4 separate regions of the Mus musculus genome follow, and regions 2, 3 and 4 are each linked to region 1. A link is a loop called in an ENCODE intact Hi-C map of the cell type or tissue named here. Cell type or tissue: left cerebral cortex. All regions are shown on one strand. Region 1 overlaps Prkce (protein kinase C, epsilon). Region 2 overlaps Prkce (protein kinase C, epsilon). Region 3 overlaps Prkce (protein kinase C, epsilon). Region 4 overlaps Prkce (protein kinase C, epsilon).

Region 1 (8,000 bases):
AGATTACGAAGTGTGAAGAAACTGTCTTTTAAGCAAAGCAGTAGTAAGCAGCAGAAAGGAAGACCCGGTCAGGAATGACAGCAGCCCTCATGAGTGAACACACTAAGGGCCCCAGATTTCTGCCTGGGGTCTCTTTTTATGGATTATAAAGGGAATAGAGTGGTTGGGTGAGTCTCTACTTGAGTCAGTATAGATCTATCAGGCTATATGAGCAATCCTCTGCTTGCATCGTGCATCCGATTTTGATCGTGTGCATTGCCAGTTATGTATAGATGTGAGACGGTGAGTGTGGGATTCTCCCTCTGTACTAAACACACAGCTTTCCCTCATGCTCTCAGGTCGGGCTGCATTTCCCTTTCTGATATTGTACCTGGACATAAGGAAACTATGACTGAAGAGTTTCCCTGACACTGTTATTATTATTAAGGGACAAAGAAATGTACTCCAGTGTTTGGAGTGGTGTTTCTGTATAGTCTAATGCAATGCAGGTGAGATGCTATTAGCAGAGACCAAGGTGCGGCTTAGTGAAGGACGCGTGACAGTTTTGCCTGTTTGACATGTTGCGTTCCCATTGTGTAAGGACGGCAATCGTGTGGTAAAGAGACTGTCTACCTCTTGCAGTTTACTCCTTGGACCAAGAGGATTCAACTCAACAAGAAAACTGCCTGTTCCCCGTGGCTTTCCCATCATGCTTTTAGATCATGATCTGTGCAGGCTTGGTGTACAAATGTGGGGCCTGGGAGTGATGCCCAAAGGCATGAGGAGGTGGAGTAAGATGAGTAGCAAACATTGGTTGGTCTGGAAAGATTCTGTTTACTCTAACTCTTCTGGAAACAGAAAGTCACGGTTCTTTGGTTCTCACACATTTTAAGGATGACAGAGGGATAGAGACTTAAGTGGTCGCGAATATAGCATTACCGTGCAGGAGACCTGACAACCAGGGGTCTTTGAACTCCTATATAATTTTTCTTTTAACTAATAGTAAGTGTGTGGCCTATTATGCAAATGATGTGCAGGGTTCAGTCTATTATGCAAATGAGGCATTGCCTCTGACCCTCTGCTCAACATGGATGCTCTTTCCAGCAGTCTGTCACAGTCTTTGGAATTTCACCCTTAAGAAGCCTTTCCTGGAATCCAGATCTTGTTACGGTGAGACTTAATGACAGATGTCTCAGGGAAGAGCCACAGATCTTACCACTTATTTGAAGAGCACGGGACATGAACCTGATGTTGGTTAGCTTTATTTGAGACAGACTGTTTTTGATGGAGAGGAGAGGATACAGGATTTCCAGTCATCCCAGTGCAGACGACGGGCCTCGAATGGGAATGCTGGGCAGGTGTATCCCAAAGACATGAGCTTCCTGTCAGTGGGCCCCAAATGCCTTTGTAAATCTATCTAGCCAATCGGATGGAAGGTATTTGGATGTTGGGGCTCTTTGTGTATTGGTAGCAACTTCTGCACCACTTCATGCTTTGGATTTCCCGTCTTGCAGCCAGGGGGATACAGCGCCATTTCACGTTACTTAGGATTCTGACATTTATTGATCTCTTTAACAAAGGTCTCAAGTCTGTCTGAATGGTGTATATTTTAATGAATATGAACAATGAATAGATGGAGGTGACAGAGCTGGCTAAGAAGCCAACGTGAAATGTTCTTCAACCCAGCAACTACATGTCTCAGAGAAGACATTCTCTCTACCAAAGTTACTGGGAGGAATGGCCTCTGCCTGGACATCTTGGGTCTCTTTTTGCTGCTCTGAGTCACAAGGCCACCAGGAGCTGCTGACTCTTCCTTCTTGGAAGAGTGATTTCCCCAGAGAGTCCGCCATGTGGCATTTGGGATGCAGAGGTTTCATGGGGCCTCTGTTTCTTGGGCATACTTCCTCCACGGTTTCTGTGTATCCTGCTTAGGCGGCTCAGTGTGGGACAGACGGCTGAGGCTGAGTGGCTATGGAGTGGTTAGAAAGTGTATCCTTCAGGCTGTTCAACTTGGATGTCTAGGAAGTGTGCAGCCAATGGAAAGCATTTGGCTCTGAAATTTCACATCTCTAGTTAAAGCTTCATTTTCGTAGAATCTGCAGTCTAGAAAGGCAGGGTGTTCCTCCACATCAAGTGGCTTGAGTGATGGCAGGCAGGGAGTGACAAAAGAGAAGAGATGGCTTTGTGGTACAGATTGCGCTCCAGATGAGCCTAAGGGGAGACAGGTGCTCAGGGCTGGGTGCCCTGCTGCCTTGGTGAAGCAGCAAGCCCTTATACCCACACCAGCACGTGTCAAGATCACCCTGAAACCAGTGTATTAAGAGTCTCAATAAACAGCCCACCTCCTCCTGTGGGCCTGAAGCACTCATCCTCCAGTGGCTGCAGGTAGGTCCTGCTGATAGCATAGCACTGGCTCCTCCTTCCCAGGAGGGCTAGACTACAGGAAAAGAGCCCCGGGCTTTGTCCCACCCTGGAGCAGCCAACACAGGAAGATGACTGCAGAGGTGGGGATGGGGGGGTGGTAAACATTGATCCCATTCACACCATCTGAGGCAATTCTGTAAAGCCAGCTTTGCCACAGGGCTTCTTTTTGGCTTGGCTGAGACCAATTACTGATGTCTCTCTCTGACTGCCCTTGCTTCCTTCCCTCCTGCCACAGGGGCCAATCCTGGAACAGTACCCAAGAAACCCCTTGTCTTAGTCAGGGTTTCTATTCCTGCACAAACATCATGACCAAGAGGCAAGTTGGGGAGGAAAGGGTTTATTCGGCTTACACTTCCATGCTGCTGTTCATCACCAAAGAAAGTCAGGACTGGAACTCAAGCAGGTCAGGGAGCAGGAGCTGATGCAGAGGCCATGGAGGGATGTTCTTTACTGGCTTGCCTCACCTGGCTTGCTCAGCCTGCTCTCTTATAGAACCCAAGACTACCAGCCCAGGGATGGTCCCACCCACAAGGGGCCTTTCCCCCTTGATCACTAATTGAGAAAATGCCTTACAGTTGGATCTCATGGAGGCATTTCCTCAACTGAAGCTCCTTTCTCTGTGATAACTCCAGCTGTGTCAAGTTGACACAAAACTAGCCAGTACACCCCTTGTACAGCTCTCTACACCCATGGCATGGACAGTCCCTGGAACCTGGGGATGAAGCAGTTAAGACACTGTGGGCCACTGTCTCTGTGGCAGAGTTGGTGTTTCTCTACCTCCCTGTAGAGAGTTCTGTAACTTCGAGTTGAGTATTTTTCTTCTTGCTGTGGACCCTCCTCTGGCTCTGTGAGTCCTCAGGGAGTGCCACTCCCATGGGAACAAGTACTTCGGAGCTGTTTAGTTTGGTCAAGAGCATTGGGAGGGGCTGAAGGTGCGTGAGGTGACAGGGGTTGATTCTTGGTGACACAAGAGGGATTCTTGGCTCCCCGTGTGTTAGCTCTGACCACCGTGGATGAACCATTTCATCCCTGTGCGCCCCACCTTCACGCTCTGAGGGGACTCTGAGTCTGCAGTGGTGGCTGGCGCTCAGGTCACAGTAAGCAGAGACAGGGAGACGGAAGGGGAGAGGGAGAATTTACATACGTGTTTCTATTTTCATGTTATGAATGGGAAACTGAGGCTGGTAGAGACCAGTTCACTTTTCTAAGGTCAGAGAGCTCTGCGGTGTGACAAAAGGGAAGCAGATCTGTGTTTGTCAGGACCCGTTTTTTTTCTGTGACTGGATCACACTACCAAAAGCGCTTTCCCCCTGTGTTAGGGGAAACTAGAAGAAACCAGTGTGGGACAAGGCAAACACAGAGATGTCTCCTCCTGGAGGTTTTCCTGAATCCTCCTGCTCTGAGGCCTGCCCATTACTCTCACTTTGTTGGTCTGCACTGCAAGGATTCTAAGTTCCTCCCATTTTCTATCGTGTTGTGTGATTGCTTAAGCTCCTCCCATTTTCTGTCAGGTCCTGTGGTTGCTTAAGGGGGCAGGCTAGGCGGCACCCTCATTCCTACCACACTGCCAAGCTCCTGGAGAACGCAGAAGGCCAAACCCCTTTCTTCTCACTGTCCTGGACTTTGTCCTCCACCAAGAGGAGGGAAAGATGGGCCAGGGGGAGCATTAGGCAGTGGAGAGACCAGAACCTGCAGCCTCTGGTGCGGCCGAGATCCTGTGGAGCTAGAGAGGAAGAGTGGGTGACAGAAGTGTGCCACGCTGGCGAGGCAAGACCCACAGCTAGATCTTGGAAAACGGAAGCAACTAGGGTGGGACAGGAGCTCAACAAAGAGGAGTGTGGGTATTCAGAAAGCCAACTGCCACCTTCTCGGTGAAGGAAGTCGTCCTTCATTTAATGCTTCTGTCTGCTCTCAGAGACCTGGTCGTGAGAGTCTCTACCAGTACTCTGTGGGGGCCTGGACCGTTCCCTGAGGAAGCATGGTTCTGCCAGTGCTGCCAACTTAAGACCAAACGTTCCTCCTACACAGCTGTCTTCCACATGAAATCCTGCCGGGGAGGTGGGTGAGCCAGCCAGTGAGTGAGAATGAATTACCCGTGGCCCACGTCTTGGCTGGTGTACAGGCTGCCTGCTTGCTGGAGCTTTTCTTCCATCTCTTGGATAAATCAGGAGCTCGGAACACTCCTCGTGGAACCAGCCTGCCCTCCCCACCTGGCCTGTGACTGCTGCCAGGCCCAGAACGCTCTGTGCTTCTTTCTCGTCAGCGCTCACACATACATCACCTGTCCAAGTCCCACGTGGGCAGCCTGGGGGAGACAGGGCGGTAAGCAACGATCTCATCCACATGACAGGAGACCTAGAGTGGGGTAGATTTATCCAGGAGTCTGGGATTCTCCTGCTAGTGGCCTTGCAGAGGACTCTAGGCTCTGCTGTGACTTTCCTGGACAGCTGTCCCCTTCCCTCTGCTATGGAGATGTCTCCTGGGACCTGCCACCACTGGGGCCTCCCCCAGCCTGCTCGAGAACTCTCCTTGCTTCTTTTCTGACTACCTTTCTGACTGTCAGAGCAGCCTACCTTTGTTCTGGGCACCAACAGTCTCGCCATCTGGGATTCTGTGCATGTTTCCAAATGCTTTGTGGACATCATCCAACACCTCAGATTCAACAAAGCAAAGGACGAGCTTTTAGCCCACTGCTCACTCGAGTTTCCCCTCCTGTCTCCAGTTGCACTTGTTTGCCCAGCCTCTACTACTTGGACTCTGCAGCATCCCTTGGCCCTTTGCTCTGTCCCTTGATGACTATTGGTTGGTTCCCAGAAGCCTCAGTGTTGCCTGTTCACGGTCTTTTTTAAGAACCCTTTTCTTAGTATTTTAAGAAGTTCCTCTTACCTGGCCTTAGGACCACCCATCTCCCCTACCTCCAGCTTCATTCAACAACTGTTCACAAGGTTTATAGTACTAATTGTGTGAGTTAAAAAACATTAATTAATACAGATTTAATGGTGGGATTTTCTTACTCAAATCTCCAAGGTTGTCCCATATGGAGTTGGCTCAGCCTTTCTAATTCAGTGTCTCCAAACTCACAGATAAAGCAGACCTTGGCCAAAATTGCTTATTTGCTGTTCCACGTGTAAGCTTTGAGGCTCCTTTATGTGTGCCTTGGCCTTCCCTAAATGCCCCCCTTCCTCCTCATTTTCCTTAGAGGCATGCCTTCAAGGACTCCCCCCCCCTTATGTGTGATTGCCTGGATAAGGGAGATGATCTTTTAATCCTTTTATAAGTAATGGTTCTGATTTATACTTCTTGTTAACATTATGTGAATGTTGGGAAGTTGGGGTGAGGTTTTAAGAAAGCCTAAACTGTTGGCAATGAATCTTAGACGTTTGGTTAGTACACGGGGACTATATGTCATGTGTGCGTGCCCTTAGCTTAAGAGTTATATGTATTAAGTATATAACATCTCTTGCCGGCTTGTCATTTGCAAAGCCCTGGGCCTCATCTCTGACATGGGAGAAGAATGCAGGTAGGGAGGTTGGGGGTGGGGGTGCACACCTGTTTTCCCAACTGTTTGGGAGGAGGGGGGAGCCCACAAGTTCTAGATGAGTCTTGAACGGGGCTGCAAATCATGTTTCTAGAGACTTAAAGAGGTGAATGTTGACCGTCCTGCCCGTCTGTCACTTACATGGCTCCAATACAGTTGTTATTTCATGACTCTTCCAGCACCTCATACCATACCTCTGACTTGGTTGCTCATGTATTGTTTTTTTATGAAGCAAGTTAAGGGACTTTATTGGTCATGTAATGGTTCAGGGACAGATGGCAGCAGCGTAGGATCAACATGCTCAGAGGGCACGATGCTGCTGTCTTTGTCTAGACTCCTGAGACAGGGCTGGTTATACCCTCAGGTGACACCATCCCAGGTGGAAACAGAAGTGACTGTCACCAGCCCCACCCGTACATCCAACTATGAATCTCTAGGGAACACAGAATGATAAAGGAGTGTGTCTTTCCTGACAGCCAATAAAAGTCAATGGGTAGAACCATGGTACCCAGACGGTGTGTGAGACCCAGACTGTGCGTGGAGCTGAGTGTGGCCCTCATCTAACAGAGGGGAGGAAGCCATGGTACCCAGACTGTGTGTGGAGCTGAGTGTGGCCCTCATCTAACAGAGGGGAGGAACATAAACCCAGAAAAACAGATCATCCAAGGTCATCAGCAGAAGGACGTCCATGCTGTTTTAATTACTCTATGCTGCTCTGCTCAGTCAGTGTCTTTTTGTAGCTAAGTTACCAACCTGTTTTACAGTGTAGACACAGCTCTTACACTGTAGCGGCAGCTCTTACAGTGTAGCAGCAGCAAAGGCTGCAGAAAACACTGGTGTGTTCTCATTTTCCTCCTCCAGGTCCCTTTGGTGGCCTGAAGACTCAATGACCATTTCCTTCACATTCTGTTGCTTTCCATCTTCTTTAAGAACTTGATATGGATCTTAAAAGCATTGAGAGGTGAAAGGAGCACTTATGGCAGATTCCGTGTATACGAAAAGACAGTGATGAAGACGTGAGTGGCTGCCAGGATGGGGTGGGCCAGAGGTCAAAGGAAGATGGGGGAATCTCTTAGGTGACATTTTCTTTTCTATCTTGATTGTGGTAGTTATGACAAGACTACACATATTTATCCAAGTCTTTGGACCTGTACTCCACAGTGGGCCCATTTTATAGTGTGCAATTATACCCAGCGTTAACAGCCCAAGGGCTTGGCTGCCTCGGTGACAGTGGAACTGACACGTTAATGAACATCACAACTGTAGGATGCGATGGGCTGAAGCTTGGAGAAGCCGCTGTAATCTAATTTCCAAGAAACCACAGAGTATCAGAGCCATTCGAGGATAGGTTGTTTTTTCTTGGAAAGTGATTATGAATACGTCGGCAGCCCTTCCGAGGCTACCACCATCCTACCCCAAGCCATGATGCTGGACCACAACCCTCTTCCCTTGGGCTAGGTCAGAGGTGGAAGCTATCTGGGAAATGTAGCATCTGGAATCGAGGCAAAGGGATTAGGCACAGAGTGGTGTGGAGGAGCTCAGAGAGATAAAAGATTCAGGAGGCGGTTGCATACATAGATAGCCTCTACTCCTGCTATCAATGCTGCGTGATTAATGCTTCCCGGCCAGCTGAGGGATGGGAGGAGCTTGAAGAAGTCTGGCAAAGGAGGTGCCCAACACTCTCCTTTGTCATGTCCACCCCTGCCTATCGGTCCAACAGGTCATCCTACACTGATTAGGATCAACTTAGGTGCTCCCTTCCTTCTGCCCACTGCCACTCCCCCAGGAAGTCTCTTCAAGTCTTTCTCATGCTGGTCTTTGTATTCTTCATCCTTTCCAACTCCCAGTCCCTTCTGGCTCATTGCAGTTTGGGAATTGTGCTTTAGCTTGGAGATTCAGTTATGCACTTCTGAGCCCTCAGATGCTGCAGTTTCTTCCTGCCCAGTTCTACTGCTGCCTGGCGTAGTTGTCTCTGACACAGATGTTTGACAGTAACGCTGAGCAGCCAGAGAAGATGCCGTGCAAAGCATACTTTCCAAGATGCAGTTCCCTTCTGCTC
Region 2 (8,000 bases), 51 kb after region 1:
GCACCCTCAGGTGACCTGTGACTTGTGTAGGTACTTCCTCTTCATTAACTCATTACATTTTGTCTTGGTGAATTTTGCTCTTACAATTTCAAGATAATCAATTTATTCCCATGCGCCTTCTCCATCCAAATCGAGTTACAAATATAACTAGTGCGTTGCTGGCCCATTGGGCACCATGCTCACAGGCCAGTGCTTGGCAGTCCTGGTCTCCTCTACCCCCTCCCCAGCCTGGCTGGGGCTGTTTGTTTGTTTTCAGTGGAAGCCCTGAGCGCAGGAACGACTTCCACCTCCCTTACACACAGCCACGTCAAAACGCTCTTTGTTTTCTGGTGGCAAAGGGCAAATGCTGGAGGTCTTCATTAGCCTGGTTAAGAATGCCAGTTCCCTAGGAGGCACAGTCCTGAGCTGCTGCCCATGGTTAGCCTTTTAATGTAAAAGAACAGCCATGTTGTGACATTACACAGACATACAGACACACACGCACATGCACACACACACACTCACTCACACACACACTCATATACACACATGCACGCACACACACACACACTCATACACTCATACACACACACACACACACACACACACACACACACACACACACATACACTCTCACATGCACATCCAGTCATACACTCTCACAGCCAAGTGCACACACTCACATACACCCTCCCTCCCAAGGCTTCAACACATCCCTTTATTATTGATTCTGCTTCTGGGAACAGAAAAGCACGGTTGGGTAGTGCTATTTGGGAAACAGAGCCAGATCCCAGACCAATAACTGTGACTTTTTTTTTTTTTTTTGCTTTGCTCAACTATGACCTCATGTAGAATCGCAGAATCGACATCTCTCTACATTTTAGACTGCATTAGTCACCTCTGATCACAAGGGATTTTGTTTGTTTCTGTTTTTCTTTCTTTTTGTTTGTTTGTTTGTTTTTATGCTACCTCCACTGATGAAAGTACAATAAGCCAGAATGCAATTTAGGCTTCCTGCTGGCCAGAACCAAGGTTTTCTGAGTTGTCTAGATGTGGGGATGCTCAATATTCACCCCGCCCCCCCCGGGTCATGTGTTTCTCTTGGTGTGGCTGATGGGCTACCACCATTAGTGTTTGTCAGGAGTAGAGTCACGCAGACTCTTAAGTCCTACCCCAGAGTCCCAGGGCTCGGTTTTTAGGGTGAACCTAGGAATCTTGAGGACAAAGTTTCAGCAACATCATGAATCTGCAAAGGAAATGTTCTCCTGTAGCTGGGCACATGAAGACTCAGTCCTCCCGGGGCTCAGCCAGGAGAACAGCTAAAGGCTGGCATCAGTTTGGACTACAGAGTGAGAACCCTGTATCAAAATCACCAAGCCAAAGAAGAAAAAGAAAAAACCATGGAAGTCACTATTGTACTCGTTTCTATTTGAGCTTCAGGCTGTGACTCTGGACAGGGATCTAAGCAGCAAGCAGTTTTCATTTTCTTTTGGTCAACTATGTATTCACAACGATTGTCCTGCTCTCAATATCTGTCGTCCATGTCAGGGTAACGTTTTGCTTGCCCTCAAGGACCCAAGGCTCTACTTGAGAAGGAGACAGATTAAAAGAAAAGAAAAAAACGGAGCTCCGTGTGTGAATGTGAAGCATAAATTTGGTTTAGAGGAGTAGGGAGTTTCTGCGCGTAGGGTCCAGGAGAGGGAAATTGTAGGACTGGAGTAGGAGCGGAGAGCAAGCTCTGTGGAGGGACCATGGTCCATGGAGGAGGGGAGCACAGCCAGTCTGAGCAAGGCAAAAGGAAGGGTCGTCGGGTCACAAAGGACTATTGGTCTCGATTTCCTGCAGAGGAGATTAAATGATAATCAGATTAATTGGGATTTAGTGGGAGGCAAATCAGTAAATCAGCATCCCACTGGAATTTTCTGTGCTAACCCAGCTTCCCAATGTGAAAGACAGTCCAATGGACTGAATGCATGGGGATGCCCCCACCCCCCGCAGCTCCTATGTCTGCATCCTTGGCCTCCGGTTGGTTGAAGAAGTGTTTGGGGAGGACTAGTAGGTGTGACCTCCTTGAGAATGTGTGTCACTGGGGATGGAGTTGGAGGTTTTCAAAGAATCTTAGCATCCCCAGTCTGACATCCTGCTGACAGACAAAGAGGTGAGCTCTCAGCTTTGCTGCCCCTGTGTCTTTCTTTGCTCCGTCATCATGGACTCCTCCCTTTGAAACCATACGCCCAATTAAATGCTTTCTCTTATAAGTTGCCTTGGTCATGACGTCTCATCCCAGCAATAGGACAGGGTTCTAGGACAGGTAGGGTCTCTGTATGATGTATTCCTGGCTTGCCTGAAACTCACAGAGGCCCACTTGCCTCTGCCTCGAGTGGGATTAAAAGCATGTGCCACCATACCTGGCTACTTAGAAATAATACCTTCCCATTGTAAAACTTCAAATACCAAAGTATTACATGATCAGAATTTTGACTTAGCAATGAAAAAGAAAAAAAAAACCAAAAAACAAAAAACAAAATAAACAACCTTCTGTGAGCCAAATCTGAAGTTCAAAAGAAGATCAAATCTAGTGGGTGTGGCTAGAAATCAAAGCAGTCAAAGCACCTGTGCTCTCCACTGGGAGACCACGTGTGTTCTATGGAGAAAGTGGCCTGGAGGCTGAGACAGTGATAACGCTCCTTGTGTTTACGGTTCACTGTGGAGCCTTACATAGGTGCAAACATTTGCCACACTCAAAGGGCTGTGTGTTTAGGTTTGGGGTATTGTACTACATATAATGTGCCTCAAAAATGAGATTCTTTCTCCCTCTATTTCTTTTGTTTTCATTCAATCTTCTGATAACATCAGGGAGAAACACGCAACTTGGGGCTTCAGCACCATTAACCTTTAACACTCACTAATCTCCCTTTTTAAACAAAAGGAGACAGCCTCACAATAATATTGTTTTGGTTTTATTGTAGCAAAAAAATATTTATGGCTAGTAATACTAGTTTCCCCAGGTAGTAACACATTTTTTTTTTAATTAACACTATGTAGCCAAGCATGGAGGTGCACACCTTTCATCCCAACAGAGGCAGAGGGGCAGAGAGGTAGAGGAGAGACAGAGAGGCAGAGGGTCAGAGGAGCAGAGGGGCAGAGGGGCAGAGGGGCAGAGGGGCAGAGGGGCAGAGGGTTGGCAGAGGGGCAGAGGGTTGGCAGAGGGGCAGAGGGGCAGAAGCAGATGGATCACTCTGATTCAAAGTCAGTTTGATCTACATAGTAAGTTCTAGGGCCAGCTAAGACTTTATTGTTTATTGCCTCAAAAACATAAAACAACAACAAAAATTAACACTCCCTAAGAAAGAAGAACAGTAAGCTGAAAGTATATGCTGTCCAAGATTTGAGAAAGCTGACAGGGTAGGAAACACTTGGGGGGAGGCAGGGTGGGACCGACAGGGGTGGGTTTTACAGGGAAACAGAAAACAAAACTAATCCTGTCATTTAAAATTGTGTGGACATTATGTGTAGCTCTTAGTTTGATTTCCCAAACTAATGAGGATGGTTGCTCTCAGAGTCGGGGCATTAAGTGATAGGATCAGGTCCAGGGGATCTGTGGTGGGGAGCTGGGGAGATCTGTGGTGGCCCAGAGAGCACTCAGTCCATCCTAGGAAGTGCAGCAGATGTGTGGTTCCTCCAGGAAGCCACGCTCTGACCTCTGCCTTCCGTGCAGCAGCGGACAGCTGGAAAGCAGTGCCCGGTGCCTGCTGGAGCGAAGTAGAGACAAAGGATCTGGAGGCTGCCTTGAAGCCTCTCCCTTACCCACCAACAGTGACCCAACACCTTCTAGGGATCTACTGGCAGCAGGAAGCAGCCAAGCCTCCTTGTGTCTCTTGAGGAACACTCATCTTACAGCCCTGCGAGGCATAGAGGGATGGTTAGTTATCTCCTGGTTGCCAGGCAGCACCTGTGCCTTGCACAGACACATCCTGAGATCTTTGCATGGCGTTCGTTAGCAATGTCGTGGGGACCTTGAGTTCCGTCTTCTGCTGTTTTCTATATGTCCTGTGCTTTCCCCCCCCCCCCTTGCGGTCTGGGTTCCTGTGCATGGTGCCGTGTTCTCCAGCATTTCCTGTTATGCCTAGCTTGGACACCCAGGAGAACGTGTCCCTGGACTCCAGGAGGAGTTACAGTAATGAGACAGTTCAAGCGGCAGTTGCTATTTAGCAGCCTCCTCCACGGGGTTCCAAGAAAACTGTGACATCAGTGAAGTTTATATTCTCTACCCCGACTTCCGTTTCTGGGCCCTCCCACTCCTTTTCTGGTGTCTGCTCTCAGCCATTTTATCTTTAGGCTCCATCTGCACACTGCCTAGCTCGCTGCAACCAGACAAGCAGTCCTGACGCAGCCGGGTCCCATTTCTGAGGTGCGGGGACAGGCGTCAGCCCTGAGGTTCTGTTGGGAGACCGGCTGCTCTGTGTGTGAGAAGGTAGAGCAAGGCGATGAGTGGCTAAGGTTGTTATGATACAGCAGCAGCCAACCTTCCTGGGCATTTGCCACAGAGTCTATCCTGTGGATGCCGATCCTCTCAATAATGTCTATAGGAGCCATTATTTTTAATTAATTGTGATTGACTTAGCTAGCGAGCGAGTTTGCAGAACTGTGTTGAGGATTGGACCATGTGCATGCTCGGCGAATACGTTGTCTCTGAATTACAGCTGCAACCCAAGGTAGCCGCTGTCAATAGCCCTGTTTTGTTTTTGTTTTTTACTTTACATGTGCCTTATTACATGAATTGACAGTCTTTGGAAATGCACAGCCAAAGAAGAGAAGTCACTGTTATACTAAGCTTGACGGAGAGCATATAGTCCTGTAGAAACCTCAGTGCGCAATGGTCCCATTTTACAGATGGGGAGACTGCACAGTATAGCTTGTGTAAAACCATACAGAACTAGGTCAGCCTCGTTCCAAAACCTACTGTGTGCTGTAAAGCTAGGATTTCTCACCCTCTCCCAGTGAGTCACCGGAGGCTTTGGTTCAAGTTCAGATTTCCAACGGAATGGAGCAGCTCACACTGTAATCCCAGACTCAGGAGCTGCTAGCTCCTCTCCTCCCCCCAGAGTCCAGATTCCGTAGGTGAACCACCCGACTGGATGACCCATAGGTTTGGAAACTGCACACAGAGTAGAGACCAAGGGACATTTTTCTGCTGGTGACTGTAGGAACAGCTACAGTAGGCCCTATAAAACCGAAGTACTGTTCTCCAAGCTGGGAGAAACCAGGCTTCTATGAAGGCCCCGCTGGGGAGCACTGAGCCTCTGCCATGAGCTCATGAGCTTGGACCACAGCCCGGGTTTCAGAACTTAGCCTAATGCAGCTCTGGGCACGCTCGGTAATTGCACCTAGTGTGGTGCTTGGATGGACTTAGAGAGCAGAGTGACCAGCAAAATCAAAACATAGTGAGAGGCAGAGCGGGGAAGAGAACGAGAGCAAGCAGACGTCAGCCAGGGACTCTAGGCCAGGCGAAAGCAACGGGCAAGGTTGGCTACATGGTGGAACAGAGCCTTTTGGGCCCCAGGGGAAGTTGAGCGTGAGCTGTAGGGCCAAGTGGTCTCCTACTCAGGGGCTCATGGATTTACAGGAGGGGCAGGTAACAAGAGAGATACCCACGAGCACACTCTTCAAACTCAGATTAGCTATGCAGTTGAATGAGGTGTAGTAACCAGGATGTCTCAGCATTGCAGTGGTGACACCCGGTCGGTTGGTCGGTCCGTCGGTCGGGGGAGGAGGATGTGAGACACATAAGGAAATCTTCAGGATGTGCGGAAAACACACACACACGTGGTCCTGCCTCTGACTTGGAATCTCCAATCCACTAGTAGGGCCCGTGGTATTTTTAGCTCTGTTATCAGGGCACAGAGGAGGTTTTCAAGGGTTGTAGGATGTATCTATTCAAGTATTCTATGTGACCCAATGGCTGCTCACTGTAACATTTTTTTGTCCCACCAAAGTACAATGAGAGGAAATGGGGCTGCCGGAAATGGCCACTTCATCAGGGCCTCTGTTGTGGCCCTAGCCCCCCCCAGGATTACCGGGGTCCTGACCATTGTGAGCAGCCTTGAGTAACCCTCTGCTGTGGCTGCTTGTTTTCATCTTGTGCCGGGGGACCGTCGAGAGACACAGGGAACTTTTGGAAGTTAATTGTCACTGTGCCCCAGTGCCTTCAACAGACATTTTCGAAGATGGTGCCTCTCTGGCCAAGCAGCTGCCAGCATGATCTCATGGTCCTGATGGTGGTGTTGGCGGTAGAATGGAGAACGTGGTGCCTTCGTTCTCAAGAGACCCAAGGCCTGTACCTTGAGGAGAGGCCTGAGGCCAATACCTCCTTTGCAAAGGAAACAGAACAAGCGCTCATCCAAGTCCCTCTGACTCCCACACACGGCCTCTCAGCTCACATTAGTGACCAAGGAAAGGCCTAGAGTGGCGTTTCTGAAAGGCTTGTAGATGCACCTCTGACAGGTCGTGAGGTGTGAGAAGAACCACTTGCCTCCTGTTTCCTCTGGCACAGCCCCCAGCTCCATGTGTCTGGTTTATATCCTAGGCTGTCTAGAAAGTATAAAGAAGGCCCTGCCAGAGTGGAACACCCACCCTGGCTTGCAGCAGGGTGGCAAGCTACAGCCCCGTGACAGTGGCGCATGCGCCGTCTAGCTTTGGACAACAGGATCAGCATTTCTCTGTTCTCACATCCTCTGTCTTCTTTCCTTGCGGCATGAGGTTGTTTGATTGATCTGGCTACAGAACTTAATGAGCCTGACTCGCTACTTGCAGAGTTAGATCATGAGAGATGATCTGACCCCGGGAGTCATAAGGGCTGCGCTTTCCTTACAAGTGGCTGTTTCCAGATAAGGGCTTAATGTGCTCCTCCGTCTGCCTCGCTGCTAACTGTAGCTCTCGGAGCTTGAGACCTGGCACTGGATGAGAGTTCTATCGTTTATCAGGTTCTGAGGCTGAGTCCATGGGGATTGGTGATTGAGGTCTGTAAGTGGCCTTGTGCTCATAGGTACTTGGCTGAAACACAGTGCTCAGTAAATATTAAGTTCTTATCATAGTTACTAGCAATGTCTCATCATTATACTAAACATAACAGAGTCTGTTCCCCCACTGCCATTTTACACCTTCTCTTGGGCAGAACACATCAGGGACTGACTACAAGGGGTTCCATCACTAAACTGCTTACTTTGGAAGCAGGAGGAGGAAGGAGGAGGGGGAGAAAAGAGGAGGAGAAAGGTGGAGGAAGAAGGAAGAGGAGGGGGAGGAGGAGGAGGAGAAGGGGGAGAAGGAGGAGGAGGAGCAGCAGGTTGTCTAGCCTTGTCTCAACCCCACCATTGGGGAACCTGAGAGCTGACCAGGGGTCTAGGCGATCTTGTTTTCTTGTTGCAAGAATTCCTAAACAACAGACGCCTTGGTCCAGTTCCCACAACGTTGGTGTCACAAAGCAACTCCACGTCCTCGTTTCTCACCCATGCGCTCACCTTCACCTCGGTGTGGAAGCCTCCATGGTGGAAGGCTGTCAGCCAGTTCCAGGTTCCACTGCCACAATCGACGGCGGAGCCACACACTCTGTGCTGATGCCACCAGCAGCCATCAGAACGGCAGTGACTGTTTACATTTCCTCGATAACATATTTGGAACCAGGACCTGGGCTCAGCTGGAACCTGAGCCCGTCGGTCAGTTGTCAAGGACAAGGGCAAGGTGGTTAGCGGCCTGACTAGAACACCAAGCAAGGAGGAGTTGAGTGTTGAGGTTGTTTTTATGGCCTGTTTCGGATTTTGGTTCTGGGCGATTGAGACACTGGCAGACATGAATGTAGATCAGATCCACAGCATGCCTACCTCCCTAGGCCTGGATTCCGGTCATCCTGAGAGCTCGTCTCTTACTGCCGTGTGGGGCAGCTGAGACTCAGAGAGGCACAGCTGTTTCAGCTTGCTGCAAATGGAATTGGCGAGCAGTCCGTGTAGAGCCCTTCCTCAAGAGCG
Region 3 (8,000 bases), 94 kb after region 1:
AGCATATCACAGAGTCAGGTGATAAATATCTGACTGGGGCTAAAATGGCACCGACTTTGACTTGCCTGATAAATCTTCCATTACTTTACCTGGTACAAGTCTGAGGGATGTGCTTGGTTTTCTTAGAGCCTTTTTCCTGTTTTATTGAGCACCCAGGACAGATTAAGAGACTGTGATTCAATGTATGCTTGTAGAAATGAAGATTGTGGCCTTGATTGCCTGGTGAGGGGACAACATGGACAACAGCATGGCAGGGATGTGTGCCCATCATCTGACCAATGAGATCTGGCATTTTTAAAACACGTCCAGCCTCAGAGGATGCCACACCTCTTCCCCCTGGTTAGCAATGGACAGCACTGTTACCATCGACCTGAAAATCACACCCCTATGGACCCGTATGGACCCCTATGGACATATGCAGTCTTAAACTCATGCCCCAATTTTAACTTGTATCCCAAAAGTAAAGAAATTCAGAAAACCGAGCTTCTATTTCCTGGTTGTTGGTTTCGAGACATTTGCTTACAGCCTGATGGATTGTTCAGCCATTCTGTGCCTTAATTTCATTGCTTGCGACTAAGGGGATTGGTTTACATAATATTCTTAAAAGAAAAGAACATTTTTAAAAACCAAAAAGTGTTAGAAAATAGCAGAAAGGTAGAAAGTTTAAAAACTATTCATGAAGACACACACACACACACACACACAAATCATATCCATAGATCTTTAAAAAATTTTTTTCATTTAGCTATCTCTACTACACACTCGTCTTCAACAAGATTGGATCAAAGGACATATATTCTTTTACAAGCCAATTTTAACACTTAATACCACATTGTGGATAGTTTTTCATGTTATTAAATATAATCTTAAATATTTTGCATGGTACATAATGATTTGAATAGGCTACCATTTATCTAGATAGTTAGCTATTAACTAAACCATTGTTTTCTAATTTTAAACTCTTAATAATACTGTAATCATTATCTTTGTAGTTAAATATTTTTGCAAATATGTCATTAAGATAAATTCCCAAAAGCAGAATTGCAAGGTCAAGAGTTTGTTGTTTTGTTTTTGTTTGTTTGTTTTGTTTTGTTTCCTGTTGCTACATAATGCTAAAATAATCTTTACAAATGTTGCCACAGTTCACGGCCCATGAGCACAGTCTTACATGAATGTCTCTTTCTCCTCATTCTTCGCAGCTCTGCAAAATATCACTTCAGGTGACATGTTTTGGAAATTTCCATTCCAGGTTTTCTTGAAACAAATGTGTTTGTTCCTTTGCCCGCTCAAGATTCCATGTCCACAACAGAAAAAGGAAAAGGGTGGGGGACTCTGTGTGACAACCGGGTAAGCAGAAAGAGCCCACCACTTATCTGAAGTCTCTGGGAGAGGAGAGGAAACAGCCGGGTGCTCCCCAGTCTAGGAGACTGGGGGTACCAGAGAGCCTCAGTTCAAAACAACACAGAGCAGCAGTTCTCAACCTGAGGGCCGAGTCACATATCAGACATTTCCGTCATGATTCATAAGAATAAGGTTATGAAGCAACAATGAAATAATTTTATGGTTGGGGTCACCACAATCTGAGGAACAGGACTAAAGGGCGGCAGCAATAGGAAGGCTGAGAGGCACTGGTTTAAAGAATTCTGCAGCCTAGCGTGGAGCCGGGTTCTCTGCAGAGCTCTGAAGGACTCTGGCCAGGAGAATGCTTACTCCAAGGGTAGGCCTGAAAACCAATGCTTGGCTGTAGAGATGTAGTCTTAGTCTCACTGCGGAAGGACGGAAGGACGGGAGCCAGGCTGACTACTGGGGTGAGAAGTTGAAAGGCCATTTGCAAAAGAAATGGCAGAAATTTTGAGGAGAATGGGAAAACTGGCGTGGAGCTAATCTTTGCAGTAGAAACCATTTCTCTTTTAAGGACTCCTTTCGGTAAGGGAGGGCTCCCCCTATCTAACCCTGAGGGCAAACATTTGAAAGAATACTGTTCTTCAAAATGTGATATATATATATATATACCAGAAGAAGAAAAGAGAGCCATGAAGACATAGGAAGGCATAGGCATAGACTCAATGTATTATTAGAAATATTAAGTTCAGTGGAAGGATTATAAGATAAACTCAAGGAAGCCTAGACTATGGAATAAAAACATATTAACATAGTAAGACAACTAGGAATCAATTCTACTGGCCCAACATATGATAATAAGTGTGGTTTTTTTTTTTTAAGAATGAAAATGAAAAAGAACCCACAACAAAGAATTCAAAAAATAAATAGCAGAGTAGCTTTTGCAAGTCCAGTTTCAACAAAAATGATCAAAAGCCTCCGAAGGCACGTCACTGTGAAATTTCACAACAGCGGGGATGAAAAGGACCCCAGACTTACAGAGTGGAAACAAATCAAGCAGACAGAGCCTCACACTAAGCCACGGCTGTTGGGTTGACATCAGAGTCTATTCACCATATCGCTGTTAAAGGAAAGTTTGGATAGATTGTGGTTTTTGTTGTTTGGTTTTTTTAAAACCTAGAATTCTTTATCTAGTCAGAGCATCATTCCCTCATGAAGACAGGCACACCAAGTCTTGGAATGATGACTTTGGACCCTTTTGCTCATCAGAATTTCAGTCAGAGTACACCTTCCTAGAAAAAAACCCATAACAGGAGACAAGGGATTCTGATGATAGTGACTGCACCCAGCAGTGACCTGAGGCTCAGCACCATACTTAAGCATCAACCAAGAAAGCCACTGGGCCAAATGAAAAAGGGAAGCCATGGTGGATTTCCAGATGGACACATCCTAGAGAAAAGGATCCTGGGAAACCTTGGTGACCATAGAAAAGTAGTCGGTAGAATGGAACATGAAGACTCCATTTGAGTTTGAGGATAGGTATATTGCCCACTGGATAGCATGTGAATTACTGCTTTTGTGAGTGGCTAAGAATGTGAATATAGGCAAGTATATAAGTGTAAAGATTGGCGATTTACAAAGCCTTCATACATAAATAATATTAATTTTCAGATTTTAGAACCACTGCTTAACAAAGCATGGATCTTAACTATGGCTAGACAGACCAGAATGTCTGCACGGTCAGCCTGAAGTGTCTAACAGTTAACGTTGGAACTACAAAGATGTAGGAACAGGGGAGGCCAAAGATGGGGAAAGCAAGACGCACTGATGCTTTTTAGTTACAGAAATGTACAGGGTAAGAGATAGTTCATGTGGTGAGGAATTGACCCTTTCCGTGTCTTTTTCCAGCTGTAAAGAAATTGAGGAGTAAGGTGCGTGTGTGTGCATGCGTGCGTGGGTGAGTGGGTGCATACGTGCATGCGTGCATGCGTGTGTGTGTGTGTGTGTGTGTGTGTGTGATGTTGAGGATCAAACTCAGGACCCCATATATGCAAAGGCAAGCTTGTACCGCTGACCTTGATCAAGTGCTTAAGAACTGAGAGTCAGGATGTAGACGGCTCTGTGGAAAGGGAATGAGGAAGGAGTTGTCAGCTGAGCTAAGAGCTCATCTATAGAAGCAGCAAGGAAGAGAGAACTCTTAGAGTAATGAACCAGTATGGGGAAGCATGCGTTATTTAGAGGCCATGAGAAAAACTCCAACAGGGCTTATTAAAAATCGGTCCTCCTTGGAAGTGATGGGACAAGAGGCTCCCTTCTCAAGCAGACAAGTAGGTTTTGATTTCTGAAAAGCAAACACTTCATTACAGTCAGTTTGGGTTATATTTTAGTTCTCAATAACACAGAAATACATAGCCCAAGAGGAAAAACTGGTCAATTTGCCAAACAAAAGGGAAAAAGATTTTACCCTTGTTTTTAATTTATGTTTCTTTGTGTTCTTGGACCAAGTTATTTCTAAGTGTTTCTGACTCTTACGTTTCATGCTTCCACGATCTTTACAAAACTGTTCTTTTTCTCAGAGGACACAGTTCCAACTGTATGAGCAAAGCAATAAGGAATCAGACTTGATATCCAGAATATCATTGTACAGAAATGTGTCCAGAGGGCAGCGGTTGCCTACTACTGGGTAGCCTGCATCCAGTCCGTGCTCACTGCCTGAGGTGCCCCGCTGCTTTGTGTAGGTTTCATGTGCTTTACAGTTAGGATCTAGGAGGACATTGCAGGGCCTTTGCATTCATTGTCGTGTCCAAGAAGTATCTCTGGTTTTGCTAGCTATGGAGCATGGGCCCAAGGGCTTAGTTCACAAAGAGATGAAGAAATCAAAGCAAGTGCCACACAGCTTGTAACAGACAGTGCTGGAATTTGAACCCAGACAGTCGAGCATCAGTGTCTCCATCACTGAGCCGTCCTGGTATAAGGTGAGAAACAGGAAAATAAGCTAAGCATACATCTAAATGGAGAGAGACAGAGAGAGAGGGGGGAGGGAGGGAGAGAGAGAGAGACAGAGAGAGACAGACAGAGAGAGAGAGAGAGAGGGAGAGAGAGAGAGAGAGAGGGAGAGAGAGAGAGAGACTATTCCCAAACAAAATACAGATTGCAAAATACAGGCTTAGAGCTGGGAGCTTTTCACTTCTGAAGGACCAGATAGGATTACACTTGTGCAGCTTGTTCTGTTTGTGCCCACCACCTTCTGTCAGGGCTTATAGCTGTGTGTTGCCATTGTCTTCTGAGATAGAAACATTATGTATACCATGACCAGGTGATGCTCCGTAAACCATCACCCATGCTCTCTGTAAGGCTTGGCCCCTTGGAATGTTTGCTGGGTTTGGACAGCACATAGACTTATTTGCTTTGAGCCACCTGTGTCACCAGAAGAAGCTGGCAGCTCTTCAGGGCCGTCTCTGGGCCACTGGAAAGAGGAAGAGGCGCTAACTTGTGTTTACTGCCTTTGTGGCCTATCGAGAGCTAAGATAGGCAATGCCGGCTTCTGGTGTAGACAATGTGACGTTCACGAGGCTGCTTTGCAACTGGTTTCTGTGAGCTGGCTGTGAGGGATGGGAAAAGCAGTGTGCCAGGCAGATTTGAGGGACACTTATTACGGTGTCCCCACAGCCAATGCATTCAAAAGGACATTTTATTTTGTAAAAAGGTACTGACTTAAAACTTTATACAAATTATCCTGGATGGAATTTTCAAAACAAAAGGGTTAGGAACAGAGAAGGTGGCTCTGGTCTGGTCTCCGTATCCCATGCGGCAGCTCCTGTTTCCTGTTGATGAAATGTCCTGCTAGTGGGTGGGAAGATGGCTCAGTGGGTAAAGCCTTGTCTCCTAAGTGTGAGATTCCGAGTTCAGCTCCTCAGAATCCACATAAAGCCCGGGAAAGCAATGTGTTCTGTAATTCCAGTGTTCCTAAAGTAATGTGTTCTGTAATTCCAGTGTTCCTAAAGTAATGTGTTCTGTAAGCCCCGTGCTCCTAAAGGGAGTCAGGAAGCAGAGACAAGAGTCTCTAAGGAAGCCTGTGGGCCAGTGTATCTACAGTGTGTAGCAGCAAACACCAAGAGACCCTGCCTTGAACAAGGAGAAGGCAAGAACAATACCTGAGGCCATCCTCTCCCTTCACACATGTTTATACATGTGTACCTACACATACACACACAGAGATGGGGGAGGGGCGGGGGACATAAAAACATAAAAAAATTAAGAAGAACATTGTAAGCAAGAGTCCCCATAGAAAGAGTCTGTCGCTGGAGTGTGTGTGTGTTCTGCACAACCATTAAGCATAGAAACACATTGCATCTTGCTGCTCCCACTTCTGAATTCCAGAGATGTAGCCACCACATTTAGAGCTCTTTCCTTTTTTTTTTTTTTAACTTGTAGAATGACTTATCAAATGATATTATTTATTTACCCTTTTTGTGTAATTTTAGGTCATTTGGGCCATCAAAACTCACCACAGATCATCTGGCAAGGTCATCTTATTTTATCTGTGGGGAAATAGAGATTTGCACACAGAGAAAGAGGCTTAAATGACTCGGTAGACGCGTGAACCTTCATGTTGGATGTGTTTTTCTTGCTATTATTGTATTTTGATCACAGACGACAGGAGAGGGTGGCTCAGCTGCGTGCCTGCGAATGTGTTCGCACCCGTGGGTGGTGTGTGAATGTGTGCGCCCACGCGGGTAGGTGTACATTATGTTGTGTGACAGATGTGCTCGTGAAAAACCCTGAATGAGTCCTTTTATTTTTAAAACTGGAACATGAAATTTTAAATGCTCTGAGGGTGGAAAGATGATTTATTATTTAAAGGAAGCTTGTGGAGGAATCCTTAGGTGAAAACTCTTTTTCCTCCTTCTTTATAAAGAGCAACTTCATTGAGAAGCGACTCTCATGCAGCCAAGGGCAGCCATTTTGAGTGCATCGCTTGCTGCATCTCCTCAAATGTGTGCACTCACGCCATCGCCACGACATTTAAGGTAGAGACATTTTCCATCTTCCCAAAGGTTCTTCTGTGTCTCTTGGCAGTCATCGGTCACCTCTGCCCCCAGGAGGTAGTCACCCTTGTGGTTCTTGTCATTGTAAATTAGTGTTGCTTGTTTTGGGACCTTATATAAATGAAACCATATGGTGCTTGGTGTCTTTGGCACAGCGTTCATCTGAGTATCGGTAATTTATTCGTTTTCCTTGCTAAGCAAAATTCCATTATGTGGATGTTGCACGGGGTCGCTTCTCCTCGTACCTGCTGTAGAACATAGTGTTGCTTCCAGTTTGGGGCTTTAAGGAGTGGTGCTGCTTTGGGCATCTGCGTGTAGATTGTTATCTTTAAAAGCACAACCCCTCCATCATCCGCCTGTGCAGATCCAGCGTTTGCAATGTTGAAGTAATTTCATAGGCCATGTTTTTGTTGGAGCAAGATTCGCAGACATCTTTTAGTCCTGGGGGGGAGGGGGGTGTCGTTCAGCTGAGGAGCACGTGACCTAGCATCATGGGGCCCTGAGTTCAATCCCAAGCACCACACAAATGCTGGTTAAATCTCTTCTGTGTGCTGAACAGATAGACCCTGCCCTGCAGGGATGTGCACAAAAGCCTATATAACATCAGTGTGTGGAAGTCGGGTGGCGTAAGTATCCTCGTGTGCACAGACGGAAGCCAGAGAAAAGTGTTTCTAATCATCCCTCCTTTTAATTTTTGACTCTGGATCTCTCACTGAACCTGATGCTCGTGGCTTGAGTGAGGCTAGCTGGCCAACCACTCCTGGGGTCTGCCTATCTCTGCCCTCACAGGCTGCAGGGAGCATACATGGTCATGTGTCACACGGGTGCTAGGGATTTGAACTCAAGATTCTCTTGCTTTCATAAAAAAAACCCACCCTTACCCACTAAGCCATCTCCTGTCTCCTGTGTAACATCTTAACACTACAGTGAGAGTCATTTCGGAGAGAAACAACCCCCCCCCCCCATTATTTTATAGAAGCAGTTGCTATGGTAGCTCGCCTTCACAGTGGAACCTTGAAACACATTTCATTACTTGCATCCCATAGCCTCTTGACCATTCAATGCGTTCTGTTAATAGAATGGATAGCAGGTTCCTCCCCAGGTGAGGAGCCACAAAATTAGCTGCTAGATTCCAAATCGGCACTTAGGAATGGCGTCAACATTGCCCATCACAGTGCTTTGGTGGCTTTAATTTTTACTTTTAAATTTTTTCCAATATCATACTATCTGTAGACAATGCACTGTGGTCAAATCCATCCCGGTCCCCTTGTCTCTCCTACCACGTCTTGGTGCTTTGCTCTTTCTACCAACTCTAACTAGAGCATGTTGGCTACCACGACGACCCTGCTTTGCCTGGTCTCTTTCATGCCAGGAAGGCCTGGGGACTGTGGTGTACTGAAGGGTACAGATTTGGGTCCTGTATCTTTGTTTCATATTCTCTCTCTCTTTCTCTCTCTCTCTTTTCCTCCCTCCCTCCCTCCCTCCCTCCCTCCCTCCCTCCCTCCAATACTGGGGTTTGACACTTGTGAATGTCAAACAAGCATTTTACTCCTGAGTTATATCCCCATTTTTACTTTGGCATGCGTACGTTGTATTCGTGCATCCGTGTGT
Region 4 (8,000 bases), 190 kb after region 1:
TACAAAGTACTGACAATTTAATACCTCTTTCATGTAGATAATCATATTTGATTTTTTTTTTTTGAGACAGAGTTTCTCTGTATAGCCCTGGCTGTACTGGAACTCACTCTGTAGACCAGGCTGGCCTCTAACTCAGAAATCCACCTGCCTCTGCCTCCTAAGTGCTGGGATTAAAGGCGTGTGCCATCACTGCCCAGTTCATATTTGATCTTAATTGTCTCTGGTTGAAAAATAGGCTAAGATCTATAAGGATTTGAACATCAGTGCCTTTTTTCCTTTATACTACTGTGTCTCTTGTCACTGTCGTAGATAACTGTTGCTGGAAGTGTTCAGGCCAAGAAGGATTTCTGTAGGGCCAAGGGGTTCTATCAGGAGAGTTTGAGTATGTGTGCTTGGGCCGAAAAGAAGCACACAGAAGAGAGATGGCTGTGGAATGTGTCTGTACACAGGGCAAGCGTGTTGGACAAAGGGAGCTAAAAATTCATTTGTGAGTTGATGAGCTTAGATGTTTTCTTTACTGTTGGAGCCCAGGAAGTTGGAGGGCTGTCAGTTACCCTTTTCACTGCTCTAACAAGACACCAATGAGCAACTTAAGAGTCAGGTCTTTGTGGCAGGGATGGTGTGGTGTGACAGAAGCCTATGACAGACCTTCTCATGTGCTAACCAAAACAGGAAGTAAAGAGCTGGGAGCAGGGACAGAGCCTGGTTTTGACCCTCAAAGCCCTGGGTTCTGTGGCTCACCTTCACTAACCAGGCCCTGCCTCTCAAGGTTCTGCCACCTCCCAAAATAGTAAATAACTGAGAGCCAAGATTGAAGAGCACATACGCTTATAGAGGAACATTGCACATGAAAGTGTAACAAGGACTGATACTCATTCACACACACACATCCCACATGCACACACACACACACACCACATGTACACACACACACACACACACAAACATACACCACATGCACACACACATACCACATACATACCACATGCATACATACATACTCGAACACACACACGACATGCACACACTCACCCCACATGCATACACACATTCACACACACACAGCACATGGGCACACCACACACACACACCACAAGCACACACCACATGCATACACCACATATCACACACACTACATACACACACACCACACACACACACATACCATGTGCACACATACAACACATGCACACACACCACATACACACCACATGCATACATACACACTCAAACACACATACCACATGCACAGACACCACACACACACACCACATGCACAGACACCACACACACACACCACATGCACAGACACACACTCACACACTATACATGCACACTCACACACACACACACACACACACACACCATGCACACACATACCATATGCACACACACACACACACACACACACACACACGCACACACACGCACGCAGACACCCCTGCACATTGCCTTGTTGGGTCAGACTCTGTGCTAGTCACCTCCACGTGCATTACCTGGTAGATTCCTCACTGCCTCCCTGGGGAGCAGGAGTTAGCTCCTCTGCTTTAAATAGTCAAAAAAGTATTGTATAAGTAGAACACCTTCCCTCAAGGTTGCACAGCAAAGAGATGAAAGTCCAGCTCTGTCTGACAAGAACCGCTGAGACTGTTTCCAGCACCGGAGGCAGAACCTGGACCTCGTGTTCACAGGCAGCACCCAGCTGTAAGTGCTAGCCCAAGGGTATGCCACCTGCCATGCCACTTCAGATCAGGGGGAAGGGCACTGGAGAAGGAAACTCATCCCCAGAACTGTGCGTCAGCAGGAAGGCAGTCTCTTGAAGAGAGCCAGTTCTCCTTCCTGCAGTAGATGGGAATTTTGTCATCTCATTCCGTAGCCAAGCCCGTAATTGCTACCTGCCGATGGATGTTGGGGAAAGGCACCACTTTATCCTTCCATTGGCTATAGGATGACTTCAGGTGGTCTGTGACGTGCCCAGGACTTTACACAGGTGCATCCTTCTGAGGAAGCAGCTGCCCACTGTGGCACCTTCACTAGAGGAACAGAGAGGGTGTCGGCCTGCCTGGGCGGTGCAAAGTGAAGAGCCCCAGTGTACTCAGGCTTGCTTGTGATGTGCCTAGAATTAGGGGAAGGCTGACTGGCTTCTGAATGTCATTTGTAGGGCTGTAAGGCCGCACCCCTAGCCATTAATCCCTTGACTGCTAAGGTCCTCTCTTCCATCCCTAAAAGCCTTTCTAGACTCTGTTCTCTAAGTACCGGGTTGTAGAGCAGTGGTTCTCAGCCTTCCTAGTGCTGTGGCCCTCTAATACAGTTCCCCAGGTTGTGGTGACCCCCAAACATAAGGTTATTTCATTACCACTTCATAACTGTAATTTTCCTACTGTTATGATTCATAGAGTAAACACTTTGGAAGATATTTGCTAAAGGGGTCATGACCCACAGGCCGAGAACTGCTGTTTTAGAAGGACTTAGGTAAAGTACGATGGCCTAAATGGTAATCTCTGTAAATTGAATGTGGGGTAAGTGGTCTGGTCCTGGGCATCGTTGAGACTCCTAGCCTTGGTGCTGCACACTGAAACAGAAAGTGAAACTTCTTTGGGTACATCATCCAGGCTCCTTGTTCGGCCCCTCCAGCTTGCAGGGTATGGCAGTGATGGAAGAGCCTTCTACTCAAAGGCTGCTAACCCTGCCCTGAGAAAGGTGATGTGTTTTCTGTGGTAGTGGAACCACTTCCCGCTCTACCAGCCTTAAACTCTGCTTCCGCTGACAGAGGCCACCTGGGGGCTTCTCCAGCAGCGCTGCGGGGCACCTGTCTCAGCTGTGATTCTGCTTCTTGGTGCCCTTTGTAGACGGAGCAGCTTTTCATAACGCTCTACGGCTCAGTTTGGAATTGTGCGTTCTCTTTGCTTTCCCCTTTTAGAAGGGTTAGATTTAGCCCTGGCACACCAAATACAAGCCCTCCCTTCATCTCCAGGGCTCTTTCCATCCACCCCTCCCCGGGCAGGCTATTTACAGACTTGTCATGATCCGCTCGTCATCCTACCACGAGGGTCAGTCCACCAGTGAAACGAAAGGAAGGAAAGGCCCCCAAGCCAGCGAATTTGGGCAGATGAGCCTTATATAACACGTGCTAAAAATATGCAGCTAATTGGACTAGAGAAGTGAAAAACATGAGTTGCGCCTTAGTCTTAGTCTGAGACACTAAGACACGATAGAGGAGCATTTCCCCCCCCCCCCTCCAAGTAAAGATGCCCACATATAAATAATCCTACTCCATGTGTACTCTCCATTTTGTACCTTTGTAGCCATGCTCAGTTCCCACTTAGTCCCCACCCCCACCCCAGGGACCATGTTTGGGCAGCAGGAACCAAGATTGAGTAAAGATGCTGGGAGCATCTGCTCCTCTTTGGGAGACAGAAAAGTGTTTAGGTGGGTGACTTAGCAGTAAGATGCTAAATAAAGGTCCTACTGTGACGCCCTCCAAAGCTCGATGCTTAGAAAACTCCAACTCTCAGGGGGTTCTTTTTACTCTGGAGATCCATCAGCGATTTGTTTTTCTTTCTGAGAATTGCATGGAACACTGTCTTCTAGTTCCATGTCTCTGCGCCTCTGTCTCCCCTCCTTCTGCATCATTCATCTTTACCCCCCTGACCTCTTGCCTCTGTCTTCTATGTGCTCAGGCCTTCCCTGTAGAACTATAGTGTACATTAGTTGCGTTTACTTCCTGCATTTCCATAGAACATCCCCCCCTGGGGGTGTGGCCTGGCTTTAGTGCACTGTGTTCCTGGATGTCCAGCCTAGTGTCTAGGCCAGGATGGCTCCAAGTACTTTGCATTTATGAACCATTCAGTAAACCAATGGGCAAACCAAAGGTTACATGCTGTCATTTCTGGAGAATACAATGTGAGCAAAGTCTACTAGTATCCTTGGCAGGCAGGTGACACTCCCAATTCAGCATATCAGTCACCCGATTGTTATGCTACGTGACAGCCCAGAAGAAAAGCGGGGACCTATGGAGTCTAAAGATAGCAGAACACCATGTCATGGGGTGAGTTAAAAGGGCTTGGCTTCTGTTTTGGTGAAACACTCGGGGTTAGAGAGTCACAGGGTGATAAGTCTGGAGGTACGCTGCTCCTGCTTGTTGGTTTAAAGATGGAGTGGGGGCAGTGACCAAAACTACACGGTTAGTGACAGATCCAGAATAGTCCCTGGTGATTCACCTTGAACATCCAATAAATCTCACAAACATAGGAATGACTCCCGAATCCAGTCCTACTCGGACCCTGTCCTGCCTGTTCCTGGTAGGACAGTGATCATATATTGCTTCGTGAAACCAGAACGTCTGCCCACACTCACGCAACTCCCAGGGAGGCTCCTGCTGTCTACCTTTTAGCACAAATGCCTCTTACAGAGTCTGAAGATGACCTCACACTTGCAGGTTGCTCATGGACCTGACTGTCTCGTGACTGATTTAGGGAGACTACCATCAGCAGATAATTCATGGCGCCTGGAAGGAATCCACTCAATGTATCTGTTGTACGGCTGGCTTTGTGTGCCTCAAAAAATCCATGGGTACAAAAGAGACAGCAGGTGAGAGATCAGAGCTGCCCCACTGGTGGTTCCTCAGGAGGTGGCTATAGGGATATTTGAGGACCTGAGGCAAGGGGATGTGTCTACGTTTCTCCTGTCCACTGCCCTGCTCTGGGTTACAGTGCCCACGGGTTTAGCTGAAGGTCGCTTACCATGCTTGTTCAGAGGCTGCTAAGCACAGAGTTGTGCTCCTGATTATCTGTGTTCTTATCTGTACCTCTCGTAACTTCCCTGGCATTGACGCCAACTCTGAGATCCCGACAGACCCCAGTTGGGGGTTGCAGAACGAAGACCAGGGACATAATACAGTTTGCCTAACATCTAGAATGCTTTAAGCTTTTTAAATTTATTTTCTAGTTTGTGTGTGTGTGTGTGTGTGTGTGTGTGTGTGTGTGTGTGTGTGAGAGAGAGAGAGAGAGAGAGAGAGAGAGAGAGAGAGAGAGAGCATAGAAGCTAGGGAGTTGCATTCCCAGAGCTAGGGTTACAAGTGGTTGTGAGCCACCCAACATAGGTACTGGGAGCCAAACTTATATCCTGTGGAAAAGCAGCAAGGACCAAAAAATACTGAGCCATCTCTCCAGCCCTGCTTTAAATCTATATGCTTAGGTGCATTCACGTTTCCCTCATTTTGATTGGTTGGTCTTTATTCCTTTTAGATAGGCTCTTATATGTTGCCCAGGCTGGCCTCAAACTCCCGAGCTCAAGTCATTCTTTTACTTACAGACACACATCCATCACTGTACGTGCTGGATTGGGTTTTTATTGTTTTGTAGCTGCCTGAACGTTCCTTATACTGTTATAGAGCTTCAGCATTATGGTGTACTGTGATTAAACAAATGGCTTTGATATTGATGACACACCTGGCTATGTGGTGTCATCAGCACCAGAGAAATCAGAGCAGAACGTCTGAGTTCATGGAGCTGAGAGGTCAGGTGAATATTTGCGGACATTCAAATGGGATTAGATGCCAGAATGAATTCGACGAGGAAAATGTGCTAAAACACCTTCCAGGAGCATCAGCTGGCTATCCTAAACTTAGACCTTGTATAAAGCTTCCGAGTTGATACCTTCTACTCTGCTTGGAACTGCACGTGGTATTCTGCATTGCCAGTGTTCCATTAGGGCGTAAGTTTGGGACACTCTGGGTCCCAAAGATTCTATAGTGAAGGCTTCGTGGCATGTACTGCTGCATAGGACACCTCTGTTGAGTTTTTATTCAAGTAGCACAGACAGGAAAATGCCCCTAAGGGTACAGCTTGCTAAATCCTCACAGAGCGCAGATGCTCAGCATCTAGAGGGAGAAACAGAGCAGGACTCATCCTGGGATGCTCCCTCCCAGCCCACCACCCTCCTGCATGCTTGACTTCCAAGAACAGAATATGTTTCCTTACTCTCCCGAGGGACACCATTGGTCACCTTGTCTTTTATACCTTGCTCATTTTCATTGTCGAGTTGCCTGTGGAAGACTGTATCTATCAGTCCTACTATCAGTGATGTGGTGGTTTTGGGTCCAATGGCTGTGCAGTATAAATGCCACGGTGAATATCGTAGCTTGTGGCGCTGGTGTGCAAGTATGTGTGCTACTGTTGCGTGTTTGCCTAGGAAGAGGACTCCTGAGTCTCAAAGTCCACAGCTGCACAGCCTTGGTAAATACTGTGTTCCAGGTGACCCATGGCTCTCGCCTGATGTCTGCAACCTGCAGTCACCACACACCCTTGCCAAACTAGGGGTTGATCATCTCTTTCCCGTTTTTTTAGCTGCTCTGATTTGTATATTTCACTTTTTAAAAATAATTTTGTAAAATATATTTAACATTGTATTTGCCATTTGAACCATTAAGTGTAGTGATGTTTAAGTATTCCCTTTTGGGAGCAGTCTTCACTACCATCCATCCTGGACAGATGGAAGCATCGTCCTTCCAAACAGAAACACCACAGCCTTCACTTACTTCTTTCCCTGTCTCCCCAACCCCTGGCAGCCGTCCACTGTCCCGCTCTGTCAGATTTAATTTAGTCACGGTGTTCGTTTGGTTGTAATTAGGTTGGTCCCTTTGTGTGGCATCCTTAGGTCGCTTCCATGTTGTAACGTGTTTCAGCATTTCCTATTTTTTAAGGCTGAATAGTATTCCACCGTGTGCAGACCGTGTCTTGTTTAGCTGTTGATGGGCATTTGAGTGATTTTCTTCCTTTAGATTACTGGGGTTAGTGCTGCTTTGAGTATTGTAGTACACAGTACCTGAGTCCCTCTTTTCAGATCTTTCACTGTGTGTGTGTGTGTGTGTGTGTAGCATGCTGTTTTTTGTTTGTTTGATTATTTTCTACTAAGAGTTTATTTTTTTTTAATTTTGAGTCTCCACTGGCCTTAAGTTCATATGTTGTCCAGGTTGGCTGGCACTTGCCATTCTCCTGCCCCAGCTTCCTAAGTGCTGAGAGAGCAGGTGTACCATGCTCTTACAGAGTCACCCAGGACCTCCTCCAGGTCTCGATTTCTGTTCCCCTGCTTGCATTTCTTTGTGCAGCTATTGCGCACTGTGGATTTTCATTTGGATGGCGCCCACTCAGGTCTTTCAGCCATTATCCTACGGGATTGTCTGTCTCTTTCCTATTGATCCACAAGAAGCCACAGATTTCTGGGTCTAAGTCTTTGTCGAACATATAATTGACTTACCTTTTTACTTCTTGAAAATGTATTTTTTGATGAGCAAAACTTCCCATCTAATGTAGTTGAATTGATCTTTTTCCTTTGCGGTTTGTACTTTTTGTGTTACAATTAAAATCGCATTGCCTGTTGCCTGAAGGCCAGAAGGATATACACCCTTGTTTTCTTTTACATTTTTCCTTTCAAATGGTGCTCTGTCCTTTCTTCCTTACTTGGGGTAGCGTTTTGACCCCAGGGTAACTAAGCTGCTTGTAGCACAGCATATTGCTTGGGCTGCTCTTGTTGCCTTTGATCAAGAGATTGGAGGAAGCACTTCCTTCTTTTATATACCATCCCTCCACTCCCCCCTCCCCTCCCCTCCCATCTCCTCCCCTCCCCTCCTGTCTCTTTTCCTGCCCTGCCCTGCCCTCCCCTTCCCCTCTCCTCTCCTCTCCTCTCCTCTCCTCTCCTCTCCTCTCCTCTCCTCTCCTCTCCTCCCTTCCCCTCCCCTCTCCTCTCCCCTCCCCTCCCCTCCCCTCCCTTCCCCTCCCCTCTCCTCCCTTCCCCTCCCCTCCCCTCTCCTCTCCCCTCCCCTCCCCTCTCCTCTCCCCTCCCCTCCCCTCTCCTCTCCTCTCCTCTCCTCCCCTCCCCTCCCCTCCCCTCCCCTCTCCTCTCCTCTCCCCTCCTCTCCTCTCCCCTCCTCTCACCTCCCCTCCCTTCCCCTCTTCCCTCCCCTTCCCTCCACTTCCCCCTCCTCTCCTCTCCCCTCCCCT

The links. Peaks named below come from ENCODE experiments on the same cell type or tissue, not always from the same donor. Only the 100,000 strongest peaks of a DNase experiment are listed, where the experiment ranks them.
Region 2: it touches region 1 in a loop (7-fold over the local background); 4 of 42 quality-filtered maps call a loop at or near these places.
Region 3: it touches region 1 in a loop (9-fold over the local background); 3 of 42 quality-filtered maps call a loop at or near these places.
Region 4: it touches region 1 in a loop (7-fold over the local background); 3 of 42 quality-filtered maps call a loop at or near these places.

The regions. Positions count from the first base shown.
Region 1 is chr17:86,245,737-86,253,736 of GRCm38, forward strand. All of the region lies in intron 1 of Prkce (protein kinase C, epsilon), which reads left to right. Among named protein-coding and RNA genes, the nearest start is that of Gm52296, 6.4 kb to the left of the region's middle. In left cerebral cortex, no CTCF peak of the experiment used is centred here; DNase peaks (open chromatin) are centred at 712, 2,058, 4,493, 4,966 and 1 more place; H3K27ac peaks cover 2,336 bases.
Region 2 is chr17:86,297,167-86,305,166 of GRCm38, forward strand. The region is part of intron 1 of Prkce (protein kinase C, epsilon); the gene reads left to right. Among named protein-coding and RNA genes, the nearest start is that of 2010106C02Rik, 14 kb to the left of the region's middle. In left cerebral cortex, no CTCF peak of the experiment used is centred here; DNase peaks (open chromatin) are centred at 4,279, 4,970, 5,294, 6,583 and 1 more place; H3K4me3 peaks cover 541 bases; H3K27ac peaks cover 1,332 bases.
Region 3 is chr17:86,339,390-86,347,389 of GRCm38, forward strand. The region is part of intron 1 of Prkce (protein kinase C, epsilon); the gene reads left to right. Among named protein-coding and RNA genes, the nearest start is that of 2010106C02Rik, 56 kb to the left of the region's middle. In left cerebral cortex, no CTCF peak of the experiment used is centred here; DNase peaks (open chromatin) are centred at 4,883 and 6,062; H3K27ac peaks cover 2,608 bases.
Region 4 is chr17:86,435,064-86,443,063 of GRCm38, forward strand. All of the region lies in intron 2 of Prkce (protein kinase C, epsilon), which reads left to right. All of the region lies in intron 1 of Gm30284 (a long non-coding RNA gene), which reads right to left. Among named protein-coding and RNA genes, the nearest start is that of Gm30284, 5.9 kb to the right of the region's middle. In left cerebral cortex, no CTCF peak of the experiment used is centred here; DNase peaks (open chromatin) are centred at 1,864, 3,025, 3,409 and 4,365; H3K4me3 peaks cover 883 bases; H3K27ac peaks cover 2,671 bases.